2 separate regions of the Homo sapiens genome follow, and region 1 is linked to region 2. The links are chromatin contacts, found by Hi-C or POLR2A ChIA-PET in ENCODE. All regions are on one chromosome and are shown on one strand. Each heading gives the region's core, a stretch centred on a gene start or an enhancer-like site at or near the end of the contact. The rest is flanking DNA. Distances are from core to core; before and after follow the strand shown. Region 1 has its middle 200 kb from the start of LINC01848. Region 2 has its middle 86 kb from the start of LINC01023.

The links. Hi-C counts contacts between places; a loop is a spot of excess contacts on that map. ChIA-PET counts read pairs that join two places held with the same protein, here RNA polymerase II (POLR2A).
Region 1: a map of left ventricle myocardium superior shows a loop between it and region 2 (12-fold over the local background). The contact joins two enhancer-like sites. A Hi-C loop is called at or near these places in 1 of 168 maps with a recorded cell type or tissue (left ventricle myocardium superior). POLR2A ChIA-PET finds 5 or more read pairs at or near these places in 1 of 52 experiments (activated CD4-positive, alpha-beta T cell).

Annotation. Positions count from the first base shown.
Region 1 is chr5:110,084,264-110,089,421 of GRCh38, forward strand. No RefSeq gene overlaps it. Among named protein-coding and RNA genes, the nearest start is that of LINC01848, 200 kb to the left of the region's middle. Within about 2 kb of position 2,853, at least 3 of the 41 ENCODE cell types and tissues checked have a DNase peak (open chromatin) inside an H3K27ac peak, as active enhancers do.
Region 2 is chr5:108,639,793-108,645,077 of GRCh38, forward strand. No RefSeq gene overlaps it. Among named protein-coding and RNA genes, the nearest start is that of LINC01023, 86 kb to the right of the region's middle. RefSeq lists an enhancer at 2,536-2,830. Within about 2 kb of position 2,484, at least 3 of the 41 ENCODE cell types and tissues checked have a DNase peak (open chromatin) inside an H3K27ac peak, as active enhancers do.

The DNA of each region.
Region 1 (5,158 bases), core at 1,603-4,102, 1.4 Mb after region 2:
ATACTGACTTACAGATTTGACCTTCTTTAATTTTGACCTTCCCTGGTGTATCCAAATGTGAATGTGTAAAATTTGTTTCTGGTTAGGACCCTGACTGATAAAATTGCTTACTGTAACAATACAGTGACAAAAAAAAAAAAAAAAAAAAAGGAGTCAAAAGCTCTGTGAGCATTTACTCCCATTTATCCATATATTGACATTGTAATGATAACTGCCCTTCTGAATCATCAAAAAGATTAGATTATGTATGGTAAAAGTTTAAGATGTGAGGTATTTTATGATATTCCACATTTAACACATATGACATCATTTTAGTACTATAATAAACTTTAGAGATATTTTAGACCATTTTAAGGGCTGAAGAAACCGAGAGCCAGAAATATTAAGAGACTTAGCCAAAATTTTAAAATAGCACCAGGAATATGTTTAGAAACTAATATTTTTCTTAGGATATATTCTATTCTTTGACTTCTGTGGTATCAGAAGGCTGGTGAATTCATTTATCCTCATTATCACAGCTTTTCCATAAATAATTCAGGTCAATACATCCTCCCTTTATGGATCCTCTCTTTATGGATATAGTAAAATTTACATGGTCAGTTACTGGAGATGACTTTTCAGAATTTTGGGCAAATTTGATAAATGTTATGTTGTAATTTTTCATTTATTCGTTTTCTAAGTATACACTGAATTTCTTAAGGGCTGGACTTTGCTTTTTATTTCTATATGCTTAATGCTTAGTATGGCATCTGGCACCTGGTATACATCCAGCAAAATAGATTCATTTAAAAATACATGTTTATCACTAGCTGTGTGAAAAGTCAGATAGGTCTTTTCTGAATGATTTGCTTTCTCTACTTTGGATGGTCTAGTAGCTTTTAAATTTGTTTCTCTGGACATGCTGAATGTGAAGCCAGGAGTCTGTGCTTTCATAAAATGTCTTTTTGTCTTGAAAGTTTATATTACACAGCTGCAGTCAACATTGTTTTGTAACAAGAAGCGTATCTTCTTATTTAAGTTCCTCGTTGCTCCCCAGGAGCATTCTGTGACTTAACCATCAGCTCTGTAATTATAGAGTAAGGAAGCACATCTTTAAAATTCAGAACTTGCTCTTCAGCGATCTGTTGGGGCATCTTCAGGTATTTGTATGGTGAGATTTATTGACAGAATCCCCTTCTACCTTCATAGACAGACTGAAGGCCTGGCCAAGGTTATATAGCCCATGTACTATGTCAGGGACACTAGTGACCAAAGGCTGACAAACCTGAAAGAGTCCCCTGAAGACATGTGCTTTTAGCCAAAATCTAATCCAAGCTAATTTTCACCATGTCCCTGCCTGCTGTTGGTGATATCTAAGCCTAGGAAACTTCAAAACTGTCATTGTTGGAGTAATGATGTGATATCTAATACAGTTCAGATCATTTAGTTATTGAACTCTTAATCAGACCTTCCTGTTTTTGAAAGAAAGAGAACAAAATTAACCCTTTGGACCCTGTGAACTGGGCTACCAGATGAAATTTAATTTAGTGACATCATTTATTCCACACAAGAATGTGTGTGCGAACATAACGAAGGAAAGAGCATATTATTATATTAAAACCATAATAATCTAAGAGGCTGGAAGAGCACACAGGTTTTGTTGTTTTTACCCAACCCTCTCTGTGCTGCCTCTTACTTACAATAAATAAGCTTGCTATGTCTCCTCAAAGCAGCTGCCTAGTACTGTTAAGTTTCTACAGAGTTCTAAATAAAGGAATTTCTCATTCTTCTCAGTTTTCACTTTCACCTGTTAAATTTCATCTTCAATGAAAGGGAAAATGGTGCTTGCTAAAGAAATGGTCTAATCCTTTGACTTCTTCATTTTTTTAGCCTGGGGCCATTTTGAAGTTAGGCAAGTGAGAGTGGTGATGGAGACTAGAGGACACAGAGGCAGGAAGAGCTAAACATTTCCAGTCCTATTGGATTTTAATCATCAGGTGGGTAGATATTAACCCCTGGAGAAAACTAAATGACTGAGTATTTCCAAATGTATATTTTATATATATATATATATATATAAGTATATATATATATAAATATATATACTTATATATATATATACTTATATATATAAGTATTTCTATTTCCAAATATATATATACATATATATATATGTATATATATGAAGAATCAGTGAAGAGAGAGAGGTAATTCATGGTGTTAATGTTTGATTACAAAAATTTTCAACACATGGTTTATATCTGCTCAAATTTTGTACACCCTTCCCATATCATTTGTGGAGGTATGAAAGGACTATGGCTACTCTCGCACCAGATTGATACGTACAATTTAGATAATCATGACAAATTACCTTCTTATTTGCATCTGTTGCTGTTGCTTGTGATTTCTGATAGCCAAAGGAATTGGGTAAGTTAAAATATATGATACTCTTTTGTATTAGAAATGAGGGGAAAGGTAAAGAATAAAAGAAGCTTGCATGGTGGCCAGTCTCTGGAGAAACTTTACTTTCTCTTCTACTTTCCAGAGACGTCAGTGTCTTGTATGTTTGCCTCACGTTCACAGCTGTGCACAGTAGAAATTTGTGAACAAGAGCATGTCTACATCTTCTCTGGAGATTTGGGGTTTCCTTGGAATACCAATGGTGTCAGGGGAATAGGTAATACTGACACAGATTTCTGGGCTGGTTTCTATTAACAGACACAAACAATTAGGTAGGTGTCACAATCTACGTGGTTAAAATATTGTCTCAGATAATGTTGCTGCCCAAAAGAGAGGATGGTAAGTTAGTGAATGCCTTTCTCTGCACACATTCTACAGGCTGTCAGACAGCCAAAGTGGGCAGGGAGGCACATTCAGTCCTCTGTGGTTTGCAGAAAACAGCTGTGATGTCATTGCCTAGTAAATGAGAATGTTACTTGTGAATGAGTCAAGGATTGACACATCACTCAGCGCAACCACGTAAAAGCTGTGCTCTCTAAAGACTCATAGATTCCAGGCACAATTTCTTTCTTTGCTGTAAATCAGTCACTATGTGAAACTATGTTAATTCCTCCTGGCCCCTGGAGTAAGCCGGCAGTGCTAACAGAGTATCAGTAGAGCTTCACAGATTACCTATTTTATATTGTGTGAGTGTTTTTTAAGGGAGGATTTGGTTATTTCTCTATGTAATAGACAATCAGGGCTTCTCAGTTGTCTTCCACTTATTCTTTATACTTTAGTTTTCAATTATTCTTTTATTGATTCAACATTTACAGAAAATCTACTCTTGTCAGACCACTGTGCTAGTCATAGGATATAGAAGATGAATATTATACAAATAGAACTCACTATTTGCCCTTTCCGAATTCACAACCACACACACCTGCTTCTTCTGTATCAAGGATGCTTAAATTATATTATGTGGATGGCCAAATCCTGAAGTATCAGGTAAGATTGTGCATATGTGTGTGTCTGTATATATAGAGAAGACCCATATCTTTCATTACATTTGCAATGAAATGAATAAATCTTTTATAATTATTATAATTATAATTTTTATATAATTTTTATATTAGGAATAAATCTTTTATAATTATTGCTCCTGGTACTTTGAATAGATACGGGAATGTGTTTAATTATGGTAAAACTGGCAGATTTTAGACGTAGATTATACCTGGGAACCAAAAGTTGACAAACTTTAGAGCCGAGGGAATAAAACAAACAGTTGTGCAAGAGTTTCTAACTTCTGCAGAGCAGACAGAATCTTGTTAGCACATTTCATCGGGCATCTGGGGCTTTGTACAAGTGATTGCTCAACACATTGCACACTTAAATGCTGCAAAACAAAAGAATTTGATTCGCCGTCAGCTGCTGGTTAACTTTAAAAAAACATAAAACAAATCTGGCTATTTTTGTTCATTGTACAACCTTACTTCGACTTTTTATAAACTAGGATATTCTCTGTAGTATGAGAAAGTATTTTGCTACATTTTACCATTTTAGGGATATTTATAGATGTAATTTCTTTGTGCTACTTAAAATATCATGTGTTTTAAATTTTGCAGTATAAACAATCAATGTAATTTAGAAAGACAGTTACCACATTTCTGAGTTGGGTACTGCTATTACAAAGAATAATTGTTTTTGACTTGGTAGTACAAAGAGCTCACAACTCATAAAATATCCTAAATTTTACTTAGCACTTTTATTGACATTATTAAGTGTCATGACTAACATATTAGATTTGCACTATCCCCATTTTAAAGATATAAAAACTGATACTAAGAAAAACTCTGTCTTAATTGCAATCTACCTTGTTTGAAATTTTTAGATGTGTGTGAATATAAGGTAAACAAAGCAGATATGCAGAAAGTCCTCTTGTTTGTGAAGTCTAAATTTAACATTTGCTCAGTATTTTATCTGCTGTTTTAAAGACAGATAGCTTTAGTGCATGCAAAAATCATGAGTTTTCAAAAGCTGTATGAACACAATTTTTGACTAATGAGCAGTCATTGTTCATTGTTAAGGACATTCACCTTTTCATGGCTTTGTTCTGTTAGATGAAAGTGTTTCTAGATTTGGCATTTATCTAACATAGCATCATAGGGTGAATGGAAATGCTGACAGTACTTTATAGGAAATGAACTGCTACCAACTATGGCTTGCCAGGCCCTCTAGTAGGTAATTTACATACATGAACACAAACTTGTAAAAACAGGTTTTTGTGGTAGAAAATATTCCAGATGAGGAAACACATTCAGAAGGTTGTACAACTTATCTAAAGTTACTCAGTCCATGAGATATCCACCTGGGCTTCCAATTTAAGTCTTTTTGATTTGAAAACTCATCACATTACCCATGGCATGCTTCTGTGGGCAAGTTTGAACAAGATGCTGAAAAAGTGCAGTTAACTGCTGTGACTCTCAAATTAGTTATCTGCCTGTTGGGTCACATGTTCTCTTGAAGGCCAGTGATAGAAAGGCAGTGCCAGCTGAAACTGATAGGATCTGACAAAGGTGAGGCCCGTTGCTGGCATTTGTTTGCCCATTTGTTCCCAAACAGTCAATTTAATGGCTGCACAAGCATTATCCAAGTGCAAAGAACTATTTAGGGTCACTCAAAATGAATAGCACTATTAGTTCTCACTGGAGATAAATAGAATAAAGTTGGCAAGTATCTC
Region 2 (5,285 bases), core at 1,234-3,733:
ATGACTTAGTGATGTCTTTTGTTCATTTAAATCAGTTGAAGACTTAACAGAATTTAGGAATTGCACAGAAATAAATATTCCCTAGCAATGTCTAAAAATAAAGAACAAAACAAGAAACCTCTTGCTAACTCTAATGATACATTTGTGAATATGTCATTCGTCTGGACTGATGAGTACAGGAAGCCTGTGGTTTGGTGTACTGGAGATGATTGCTTAGCTTAAATTATACAAAGATTTCATTAATATAATTTCCTTGTCTCCTGTATGGATTTCTTTTAGCAGTCCCCATTACTGAAAAGAGAATACAAATCAACAAATAAGTTCTTTTCTCTTCAACAATCTCAATATTAGGTCAGTGAAATTTTTTTAATTTGAAAGTACTTTTTTCACTTCTACTAGTGTAAATAATCCAAGAGTTATTATTATTATTATTATTATTATTATTATTGGTCTTTTTTACCTTCCTTCCTTTGAAAAACCTTCTATTTGTGATTGAAAGATTGGGGAAAAGTAACTATTTTATGGTCCTGGCTGTGTCTAAACCCTAATCTAAAAATTTGCTGGCATTCTCTCATTGAAGTTGTCACAGCTTACATATTTAGTTTTCTATAATATCTCATACACCAAAATCCAAAAACCACAAAAACAAATCTTTCCTTGGTTTTACATCATTTAGATGCTTCAAGGTAATAGGCATCCGTTGTTTGCAAAGCCCATTCTGGGTCTGGATGTGTGCTAGATGAGGTACAAAGATATCACAGGTGAGCTGAGGACAAAACCAGAGCCAGAGCCTCCCATGATGATCAACTTTGCTGTATGTCATGTTCCACAGAGTCATTGCAAGGCTAACTTTGGTCAGAGAGTGCTAAAGTGGAGGTGCCAGAAAGAAGGAGAATGTGGACCCCATGCCGGACACATGTTTGCATATATTATTTCATTTAGTCTTCACACTCACCTTGACTGGTTTATAAATGGAGAATCTTTCATGTCAAGAGGTTAAGTAACTTGCTCAAGGTCAAACAGCTAAGAAGTGACAGCAACAGGATTAAAATCTTGGCTGGGCGCAGTGGCTCATGCCTGTAATCCCAGCACTTTGGGAGGCCAAGGTGGGCGGATCACCTGAGGTCAAGGGTTCCAGACCAGACTGACCAACATGGAGAAACCCCGTCTCTACTAAAAACACAAAAATTAGCCGGGTGTGATGGCACATGCCTGTAATCCCAGCTACTCAGGAGGCTGAGGCAAGAGAATTGCTTGAATCTGGGAGGCAGAGGTTGCAGTGAGCCAAGATTGCACTCCAGCCTGGGCAACAAGAGTGAAACTCCATCTCCAAAACAAACAAACAAACAAACAAACAAACAAACAAAACAGGATTAAAAAAAAAAAACAGGATTGAAATCTTGCTATAATTTCAGGGCCAAGAGAAAGGCCTATTGTGAGTATAAGTTTATTACCCTACTGACTGATTGATGTATGAAATTTTGCTGTTAAAGCTAATTTTGTATAGTGGTTTTCCAAATGCATTCTTCCAAAAATTACCATTCTAAAGTTTTAGTGGTTTTTCAGTGGTTCTAGAAAATTTTATTGGAATTTCATTTATAAAACAGAGTTCTAATTTGAATGAAATGCATGTGTTATTTACCAACACCTGCAACACCACGAAAATATTCATTTAAATTCTATTGGTTAATTTCATAAGTAAATGTCACAAATTGGGACTTACAAAAAAAGAACCCTGTTTTTTAAAATAACACTTTTTGTGTTGTTCTATAATTGGAATTCTGTTACTGCCTTATTTCTCTGATTCTCTTTTCATCAATATTTACTGAAAGAAGTAATATTCTTTGATTACATTTCCTACACCCCCTTGCTCTCTGAAGCCCACTTCAATCAGAACTCAATCCTGTCCACTCCAACAAAGCTGTGATAGTCTGTGTCATGACTGCCTTGACGAAAGCCAGCCAGGACACCCAAATTCTGGGGTTATTTTTTGCTCTTACCTCACTGGCTCCTCAGAAACATTCAACACAGATAACAGCACCATTCTTCAAATCCTTTCCCCCATGGCTTCCAGGGCACTGTAGTTTCCTGGTTTCCTAACCTCCCTCTCCTGGTCCCCACCACTGGATCTTCTTCCTCACTTTGTCCCCTAATCTACCTGCTGATAACTGGCCCTTACCCTTAGTTTCAGAACCATATATTCAGCCCTTATTTGATATCTCCACAGGGAAGTTTAACAGAGTTCATATTTAATGTGTCCAAAACAATATTCTTGATCTTCCCCTCTCAACCTATTCCTCGCATATTGTGCCCCATCTTGGTAAATGACCTTACTGTCTACCCAGTTGCTCCGACTGAAAATATGAGAGTAACCCTTGACTCCTTTTCCTTTACTTTCCACAGCTAACTGACTGACAGGTCCTATCAGCTTTATCTCCAAAATGTATCCTGAGTCACTCTCTCCAGCCCTGCTGCTACCGTTCCAGTCCAAATAACCAACATTTCTTCTGAGTTTCTGCTCCAGCCTCCTGCTTCCACTCTTTCCCCTTCTCCAGTTCTCCATTCTCCCTGCCATAGCTCAGGGTTTCTCAAGCACGTCACGACGGACAGTTTAGGCTGCCTATTTCTTTGTTGTAGGGGGTAGTCCAGACATGGTAGGCTGTTTAGCAGCATCTTTGGCCTTTGCCCACTAGATGTCAGTAGCACTCCCCAGTGTGACAACTGAAGCTGTCTCCAGGCATGGACAAATGTCCCCAGGAGGCAAAAATCACCCCCTGTTGAGAATCCCTGCCATAGCATGAACAATTTTTACTTTTAAAAAATGAGTCATAATTAATGATAATGGTAAGTAGTAAAATTTAAAATAAAATAAAATAACAATAATAGTAATGTCACTTCTCTCATTTAAACCCTCCAGTGACTCCCCAAGTCTCTTACCACAGCCAGGAAGGCTCTGCATGATCTGGTTCCTGCCAACCTCTCTGACTTTAAGGCCCCCATGGCCTGATTTCTATTCCTTATATAAACAAACTCATTCTCACCTCAAGGCAATCACACTTGCTATTCTTTATATCTAGGGCACCTTTCCCTTAACTTCCTGCATGGCCACTTTCTTTACACAGTGGATCCAACTCCTCAGAAACTTCTCTCACCACCCTACCTCGTGTGTCCCCACATCACATTATCATGTCTGTTTTCTTCCCAGCATCTATAGTTAGTTACGTGAGATGACTTCATGTACATGTTTCCTTATCTGTCTCCTCAGCTACAATATAAACTCCTAGTCTTTTGTGCACACCACTATGTCTCCAGTGTCCTGAACAGTGCCAGGCACACAGTAGGTGCCCAAGAAATACTCACTGAGTTTTAAAATTCTTCAAGAGGCCAGGTGTGGTGGCTGTAATCTCAGTGCTTTGGGAGGCTGAGGCAGGAGGATGGCTCGAGGCCAGGAATTCAAGATCAAGGCAACGTAGTGAGACTCCATCTCTAAAAAAATTATTAAAAATTAGCCAGGTATGGTGTCTTGTGCCTGTAGTCCCAGCTATTTGGTAGGCTGAACCAAGAGGATTGCTTGAGCCCGGGAGTTTGAGGCTGCAGTGAGCTAAGATTGTGCCACTGGACTCCAGTCTGAGCAACAGAACAAGACCCTGTTTCTAAAAAAAATAAAATAATGATGATTCGTCATGTCTTGGATTAACATACTGATGTGGTTATATGCAAAGCTTCTCAGTCTAAATGTTTGCAAGTATTTTTAGTAGAACAGGAGACTGGTCACACACAGCTCAAATAAATTCTCATGTTGACATTATGCATTTGATGGGATGCATGTGGAGAATGTCCCTTTCGTAAGGAAAAGTTATTGGCTTGATTGGATTATAATTGGAGCCCAAATACTAATAAACGAAGTTTGGCAAAGTTAAGACCATGAAACTCATCTTTGTAAGTGACCTAAGCTTGTTGAAACCCATTCCCAGAGGTGAAAGCCTAATGAATCTATCTCTTGTGCCATGGGGCCTTCTGTTGATATAAGCTTTGTCAGGGGAATGAGGTATTGACGTTTTAATGTCTGTGGATTATGGTAATGCGCTTAACTATATTGATCTGTTCAGTATTCTGTACTTGCTTTGTTGCTATCCCAAAACTCCAAAAGAAGGAGGTGTCCAGATGGTCATAACACAGACTATGAAAAGGAATCAAAGAAGTAGAATATCAGTGTAATTCATAAAATATAAGACATCAAATTTTGACACCTCAGTTGAGCCACAGGCCTAATGGGAAAGTACTTAATGGGCTAAATTAATCCTACCACTGACAAAAATTGATGTGCGTGATAAGAATGAAAATCTCCCAACTGACCTGCAGTCTGTGGGAGAGACAGAGAAGTAACTTTATGGGTGAGCCCTTGGGTTCTGCCATTCAGGCAAGGACTTGGAAGTAATGTAGTAATGTAAGTACAGGTAGGGGAGGCACAGAATTCTGGGGTCCCAAGTGGGCCTGGAAAACTCCAAGGCAAGAATCAGTGGAGGGAAAAGCCCTGGGCTCTGAAGTTAGGCAGGCCTGGCTTAGCCCCCCAAGTTCTGCACTTACTAATCACTGCTTATCAGAATGCCTGCCTGCAGGTTCTTTTATATCCCTATGCTTTCATTTTTTTCACCTATAAGGAGAGGGAAAATAATGTTTCTTTTCTCATAAGATGTGAGAGGGATAAAATGTGATAATGTAGGGAAAGTATCAGGACCAGATGAGGCATGTGAATTATCTTCATCCCTGTTTTCTATTTCATTCCAGACAATGTGGCATCTGCTGTAATTAAGATACCATGTGCATTACCTACCTGACCTTGAAATCAGCAAAGACCTTCAGAGAGGGAACCCAGAATCACTCTCCTGTTCTCAGCAGCTTTTGTCAGCTGCCTCAGAGGAAAGATTAGCTTGTGTGAGATGCTGTCATTGAGTTACCCTCTGTTCTGTAAAGGTGATCTAAGGCTTGGCAGGAGCAGTTGGGAGGTAGAAGGGAGAGCTTGGGGAGCATCTGTGCCCACTACCCCAAGTTGCCAGCCTGCAGCAGAAGAGCACAGAGCAGCAGACCCCTGCCCTGCCAGGATGATCCTTGTCACAGATGCCACAGACACTTTACAGCCATTGTAATAGAAGCTGAGTCTGCCAGCCCTGGCTTCTTAAGAGAGGGGATAAACAATAGCTAGCAGATTAAATAATGCAGGACATTTTATATTCAAGTTTGTGAGTTTAGCAGAAACTGAGAGGATAATAAATAAAGAGGACCAC